Regions from separate parts of the Homo sapiens genome. Here region 2 is linked to region 1. Evidence: read pairs that join two places in POLR2A ChIA-PET (ENCODE). Cell type or tissue: GM12878. All regions are shown on one strand.

Region 1 (4,000 bases):
CAGGAATTTCCAAATATCCCCTAGGGCCAAAATCACCCAGTTGAAAACTAGTGTTCTAGGGAAAACCATTATAATTAATAGCATGTCTATGATCTCCCCTGTTGCGGGAAGTCAGGGACCCCAAACGGAGGGACCAGCTGAAGCCATGGCAGAAGAACGTGGATTGTGAAGATTTCATGGACATTTATTAGTTCCCCAAATTAATACTTCTATAATTTCCTATGCCTGTCTTCACTGCAATCTCTAAACACAAATTGTGAAGATTTCATGGACACTTATCACTTCCCCAATCAATACCCTTGTGATTTCCTATACCTGTCTTTACTTTAATCTCTTAATCCTGTCATCTCCTAAACTGAGGAGGATGTATGTTGCCTCAGGACCCTGTGATAATTGTGTTAACTGCACAAATTGTAGAGCATGTGTGTTTGAACAATATGAAATCTGGGCACCTTGAAAAAAGAACAGGATAACAGCAATTGTTCAGGTAATAAGAGAGATAACCTTAAACTCTGACCGCCGGTGAGCCAGGGGGAACAGAGCCATATTTCTCTTCTTTCAAAAGCAAATGGGAGAAATATTGCTGAATTCTTTTTCTCAGCAAGGAACATCCCTGAGAAAGAGAATATGCCCCTGAGGGTGGGTCTCTGAAATGGCCCCCTTGGGTGTGGCTGTCTTCTATGGTTGAAACTGTAGGGATGAAATAAACCCCAGTCTCCCATAGCGCTCCCAGGCTTATTAGGAAGAGGAAATTCCTGCCTAATATATTTTGGTCAGACCAGTTGCTCTCAAACCCTGTCTCCTGATAAGATGTTATCAAAGACAATGGTGCCCAAAACTTTGTTAGCAATTTTAATTTCGCCCCCGTCCTGTGGTCCTGTGATTTCGCCCTGCCTCCATTTGCCTTGTGATATTCTATTACCTTGTGAAGCGCGTGATCTCTGTGACCCACACCTATTCGTACATTCCCTCCCCTTTTGAAAGTCCCTAATAAAAACTTGCTGGTTTTGCGGCTTGTGGGGCATCACGGAACCTACCAACATGTGATGTCTCCCCCAGACGCCCAGCTTTAAAATTTCTCTCTTTTGAACTCTGTCCCTTTATTTCTCAAACTGGCTGACGCTTAGGGAAAATAGAAAAGAACCTATGTGACTATCGGGGCAGGTTCCCCGATACTCCCCAAAGTATTGCATGGAATGCCACATTTCTTTTATCATAGTGCTTCAAATAAGTATTTCAGTGTGTTACTGAAAATATTTATAAACAAAATATATTTGATAGCAGGGTATGAATATGCCCGTGTCCTTGGAAGAGAAAGAGGGGACAAGAGAACAGGTATAACAGCATGTTGTTGGTGAAAATAAATTGGTAGTAATATAGATTGAATATCCCTTATCCAAAATGCTTCCGACAGGAAGGGTTTTGGATTTCAGATATTTTCAGATTTTGAAATATTTGCAGAATACATACAGGTAGAGCATCCCTAATCCAAAAATCCAAAATCTGAAATGTTCCAATGAGCATTTCCTTTGAGCATCATGATAGCACTCAAAAAGCTTTGGATTTTGGAGCATTTCCGATTTCAGAATTTGGGATTAGGGATATTTGACCTATAGTAATGCCAAATACTGCACTAAAATTAGCAAATGTAATCTCATTGAATTGTGACAACAGCCTTAAGAGGAAACCCGATCATTATGCCTACTTAGTAGATGAGGAAACAGAGGTAACTAGGTCAAGGTCACACAACTTGGAGTGTCAGAGTCTGGATTCTTTCTAGTTCTGCCCTCGTCCAAGCCAGTTCTGTTAACACTATTCTTCCTTTCAGCATAATCTGTGTCATCACTGGAGCTTATGTCTACCTGCCTGCCACCCAGCACCAACTGTTTACCCTTTAAGTCTCATTCTGCCTCCTCCAGGAGCCTTCCCTGACCCCTGCCTTCACCTTCTGACCTGTGCCCCTTCACACCCTGTGCCCTCTTAACTGGGAAAGCCCTGAGGGCAGGGGCCATACCTTATTTACCTCTATCTCCAGCTCACTGCACAGAGGCATTCAGCAGATGACCAGTAAATATGGGCTGTCTAGTAAAAACTTTGCAGTTAGAGATAATGAAAGAAACATAATTACTTCTGTGTGGGTTGAGAAAGAAGGGAAGGGAAAGTCCAGATACTTAAGCAGAAAAAGGCAAACAGTCCAAAAGGGGAAAAGTAACTTGCCCAAATCATGCAGTTGAGGGCAGGAAGAAAGGGGGACAAAGCCAAAACCAAAACCCAGTCCCTTGTCCCAGCCCAGTGCTTTGTCTGCTACGTTACACAAACTGTGATTGTGAAATTAAAGGGTTTTTGATGGCACTGATATAAGTAAATAAATGGCTTTATGAGTTAACACATGACAAGCAATAAACTCATAAAAGGTAAATATTGACAACTGAAGATTATATATCACTATGTTTAGTGTGTGGAGAACCCAACTAGGAATTAGGAAAGCTTGCACATTCAGTCTGGTTTCTTGGCAAATCAATGAGACTTCAAACAAATCATTTTATTTCTCTGTGCTTCTGTTTCTTTTGGCTGTAGTATTTTGCTGGTTAAAGAGCACGTGATCAATGTCTATGCTTTTAAATGTCTGTCTTTATTTGAGCATGCTCAGCTGGATGTGGAAAACCTATGGTTCTCTTGGGTTTCATAAGGATCAAATCCCACAGTGATATGTAAACTTGTGTGGTTTATAGAATTATAGGACCTCAAAGCTGGGAGAGGCCTGATAAATCATATAGTGAAAATTTCCAGCCAGTGCCTGGATTTCTTTTACAGAATCTTTCTTTTATTGGACAGGTGCTCCCTTCACAATCCATGATGTAAGGAGAAAAGGGGCTTCGTTTGAAGGAAGTTAGTGTATTGTGTATGGGCGTGTACTTTCTGCTTGGGGTGTGCCTACAGGGCTATCTCACTTTCTGAAAGCGTAATAATAAGTTACTTTACCATGCATTAATTAAATGTCAGAGACCATGCTAAATGCTTTACAGAGAATATCTTTTTTAATCTGTATAAGAACCTCCTGAGGCAGATAATATTATTAACCTTACTTTTCAGATAAGGAAACTAACATTCAGAAAAGTTAAGTAACTTGCTAAAGACATGTGTCTACTAGGAGGTAGAGTCTCAAGTCTATTTCAAGCTCCTAATAAGTAAATAAATGTCTATTGAATCCAACTAATGACATCCCACTCCATATTCCCCTGCCACTGATGAGAGAGAGAAGTATAAAGTTTATGTAAATAAGACAGAAGCAATGTTTTATATAAGCATTGTGGATTTAATTCCACTAAGGGATTGATTTTTCATCTTAATGGAACTTTTTCTTCAGCTATCAAGTTTCAGTTTCAAGATCGCAAATGCTAAGAAGATATTAAAATATTTTAATACATAATTCCACTAGATCATATTTATAGGTACTGTTAATATATTACCAAATCTACTATAAACAAAACAATAAAACAAAAGGCTGGATCAATATGGAAAGTAGAGTAATAATTTAGGCCCTAAAGAAAAACTACGTAAGACATTTCTTAGAGGATTACCAGGTTTCTCTCTCTCTCTCTTTTTAAACACAGCCTAAAATAGAAAAGCAATTTATGTATTAATAAAAAAAATAGAAACCTGAGGCAGATGTAACCAGAATAGGTGAATTAACTGAAGACTGATATTCTTATTTATGTTTGTGTATTTTAAATAAAGAAGGAGTTTGACCATCTCATCTAGTTAATCATTAAAAGGAAACTCGAGCCAAACTTGTGAAGCAGGTAAAGTTTATTTTTAGACATTCAACTGGCTTCTCTTTTGGGCTCCCCTTTTCTTTTGGGGTCATCCTCCATGTCTGGTAACCTTAACCTCCCTGTCTCTTCCAGAAGGAGCAACACCCCCATGTTTTAGACCTTTACTTCTGATGTCAGGACCCTTTCTGATGCAAGTGTTAGCTAACTCCAGCTGGCTGAAGAGG
Region 2 (4,000 bases), 94 kb before region 1:
TTAAATCAGCCAAACTTGTTACTTGGTATTCTGTGGAAAAGTAGTTTGGCTAATAATTGTTTTTAGTGGTTTTGGAGACAATGGCTCAGAAAGACATCATCTCCCCCTTCTCAGGATGTTTGACCTCCATCCAGGATGCTGGGGGGTTGCCTGAGATTCCAGTATGTTATTAGGGATTCATTGTGCCCATTCAGTCATTCAACCTTCTCCTCCAGCCTCCATGGGAAGTGTACATTGGCCACATGCATCCATTGGACATGGCAAATTGCACCATTCACTCATTTGATAGATTTTAACCAGCTTCCATGTGCCAAACACCATCCTGGGCACTTCACATACTATTATTCTTCAATACTTACAGAGCCCTGTGAGGGAGGTACCATTATTATCCCCATTTTATAGATGAGGAAACAGAGATTCAGAGTGGCTAAGTACAGCTAGGAGTCTCACCAGATCAGCCTGTTGACTCTGGCGCCTACTCTCTCAAGCAATATGCAATAGGGAGCAGGGAAAGATAGACAAAGTACCCATCCTGGAGAAGCCATCGCACCAACAGTGGAGATAGACATCAAGCCAACAATTACCAATTAATTCATTCATTACCATCATGTAAGTCCTACACAGCTGAAGTCAAGGAGGAACTGACCTGGGGGAACAAGAAATCTTCCCTGAGAAAGTGAAAGGTTAGTTGAGAACTGAAGTGAGTAGGAGTTCATCAGGAGAGAACAAATAAGAAAAGCATTGAAGATAGGGGAAAATAGCATGTTGACGGCCCTTGCATATTAAGACTGGAGTATTGGAGAGGAAGAGAGACAGAAGATGCAAGAATCATCTACTGTTCCCATCCCTTCTCTATGGAGGAAGGAACTGGCCTCAGGTTCAATGCACCCACTATCGAATTTTTCACTGTGTGCCCAGTGTTGCCTAATAGGCATTCAACATACCACTGATAAATTAATGAAACACATGGACAAATACATGAAAGCTGTTTGGTCCAAAGTCAAACAATGTATTGGTAAGGAAGAAAAATCCACAAAATCAATGTTTGGTATCACACAGATATGTGTTTAATAGCTGAATTTTTAAATATTTCCCTATGGCTTTTTAAATTATATGAGCTAACGGAGTAAGATAGTCTTTTCGACAAATGATGCTAGAAAAACTGGATATCTACATGCAAAACAGTGAAGTTGACCCTTTCTTACAGCATACACAAAATTAACTCAAAAATATATCATAGACCTAAACTTAAGACCTAAAACTCTGAAACTCTTACAAGAAAACATAGGTGTATATCTTTGTAACATTGGCTTAAGCAATGGTTTCTTACATATGGCACCAAAAGCACAACAATTTAAAAATAAAGAAACAAATTGAACATCATCAAAGTTGAAAATGGTTATGCCTCAAGGGGCACTAACAAGAAATTGATATTTTAAAACCCTCAAAATGGAAAAATACTTGCAAATCATGTATATCTGACAAAGAACTTGTATCTAGAATACATAAAGAGCTTTTATAACTCAACAATTAAAAATAGCACAATTCAAAACTTGGCAAAGAATTTTAGTAGACATTTCTCCACAGAAGATACATAAATGGCCAATAAGTGCATGAAAAGACGCTCAACATCCTTGGTCGTTGGGAACATGAAAATGAAAACAACAATGAGGTATCACTTCATACCCATTAGGGAAGCTATAATAAAAAAGCCAAATAATAGCAAATGTTGGACGAGGATGTGGAGATTAGAACCCTCATATATTGCTGGTGGGAATAGTATATGGTGCAGCCACTTTGGAGAACAGTTTGGCAGTTGCTCAGAATGGTAATCATAGAGTTACCATATGACCCAGCAATTCCACAGCTAGGTATTGACCTAAGAGAAACACATCTGCCCACACAAAACTTATGCATGAATATTCCTAGCAGCATAATTCATAAGATCTAAAAAGTAGAAACCACCTAAATGTCATCAACTGATGAAAAGATAAACAAAATGTGCGATATTTATATAAAGGAATCTTATCAATAAAGGAAATGAGGTACTGACACATCCTACAATATCAGTGAAACTTGAAAATATCATCCTAAGTGAAAAACGCCAGTCACAAAAGATCACATTTTGTATGATTCCATTTATGTGAACTGTACTAAATAGGCAAACCCATAGAGATAGAAAGTAGATTAGTGGTTGCCTGAGGTTGGAGCATGAAGTGGGTAACAGGAATACAGAGTGGCTGCTAATGGGTATAGGGTTTCTTCTGGGGATGATGAAAATGTTCTAAAATTGACTGTAGTGATGGTCGCACCACCCTATAAATATAATGAAAACCTTCCATTGAATTGTATATGTTAAATGGGTAATCTCATGGTATGTGACATATCTCAATAAAAGTATTAAAAATTATATGAACTAGAACTAGTGTCACAATCTTCTAATTTTCTGGAACTGCATTATTTTGTTTTGTTTCAGTTTTCACTCTCTTCAGAAAAGGCTCTGACATTGACTGCCTTTTCACCCCACACCCCATAAAAAGTATTACTTCCAAGATATGTATAGTATGAACAAAGATTAAGCCAGGTCTTCTCAGCTTTCTACATCTGCCTGCCCAGTCATAATCATCTTTCTAATGAGCCCCAAGGCCCTGTAGTGTCCTGTGAATTATTTAAGGAAGATTAAAATATTTCCATTCTACTGTACTTCTAAGCCTTGCACAAGCCCCCTCTGCAAAAATGTATATAAACAGAAAGCTTGAAATATATTTTGTTAAACTAAGTAGAACAACAAAAACAGTAACAACAGGACCAACCATTTCTCAAGAATACTAGTTATGTATTTTTTTTTTCCTACAGTGGCAGCAGCATCATTTAGGCAGACTTAGCAGTGTTAGGAATTTAGGTTGCACAAAAGTCACTTTCTTAGGAGCATTACTAAACAATAGGCTATTGCACAAACAAGTAAGTTTTCCATCTGTGGACATCTTTTTTTCTTTTTAGCTTCTTTAAAGATTTTTGTCCATTAATTTCAAACTATAGTAGCCTTAGTCTTCCCAAAAAGTAACAGGGCTAATGAGATTTCTTACAATCCCCCTCCATTCCTGTTATCTATAATATTTAATGGTTTCCCTTCAACTCTATCAGTGCTTGCAATTCCTCCTCTGTTTTACTGTTGTTCATTTTCAGCTTAATAACCACCTCATTCTATGCATCATCTCTCTGAAAATTTCGGGGAATAGCTGTGTAAGAGAAATGCACTCTTTGAATTTAGAACAGTACATTGTGTGTATACTTTTATATTATGTTCCATTTGTGCTGCTCCAATGGCATTGGCTGAACTCAGTAGCAAACTGAAATGACTGCAATGTTTTCCATTTGGAAAGAACAGCTTATTTAGCAGGTACATAATGGTATTTATTTTCTTTACTATTAGACATAGCTTGGAGTCTTTACCCCCCAAACCAGTTCTGGACATCAGTTTACCAAGTTGGAGCTATTTGTCATACCCAAGAAAATTAATAACCTCAAAATTGTTAAGTATCTTCTTAACCCTGAAGAACTGATGAACTTATCAGAAGAGCCCTGTCCTTACCAAAATTTTATAGGACTACTACTTTTAGCAGCAATTACAGCTGGAAGTAATAATAACAGCTAAAATTTTTTAAACTCTTACAATGGACCCACCACTGTTTAAAGCTAGATGTAGATATAGATACAGATAATTAATTTACTTAATCTCCACAGTGGCCCTGTGAGACAGGTATTCTTATTATTTCTATTTTACAGATAAGGAAATTGAGGTACAGAGAGATTAAAAGAAACTTGCCCAAGATTATGCAACTTGTAAATGGCAGAATTGGGGGTTTAAACCCAGGAATTTAGTTCCCAAGTCACTATGCTATGTTGTTTGATAGGAGGAGCTTAATAAACCTACTTGAGTGAACAAGTAGAGGTTATAGAGCAACAAAAGAAATTCATGACAGCAAAATTGCATCTACTC

What was found. Peaks named below come from ENCODE experiments on the same cell type or tissue, not always from the same donor. Only the 100,000 strongest peaks of a DNase experiment are listed, where the experiment ranks them.
Region 2: POLR2A ChIA-PET joins it to region 1 with 6 read pairs; 8 of 35 experiments call an interaction of 5 or more read pairs at or near these places.

The regions. Positions count from the first base shown.
Region 1 is chr5:143,416,601-143,420,600 of GRCh38, reverse strand. It overlaps a transcript of NR3C1 not described here. Among named protein-coding and RNA genes, the nearest start is that of NR3C1, 15 kb to the right of the region's middle. In GM12878, no CTCF peak of the experiment used is centred here; a DNase peak (open chromatin) is centred at 2,130; H3K4me3 peaks cover 607 bases; H3K27ac peaks cover 1,407 bases.
Region 2 is chr5:143,510,835-143,514,834 of GRCh38, reverse strand. No RefSeq gene overlaps it. Among named protein-coding and RNA genes, the nearest start is that of NR3C1, 110 kb to the right of the region's middle. In GM12878, no CTCF peak of the experiment used is centred here; no DNase peak of the experiment used is centred here.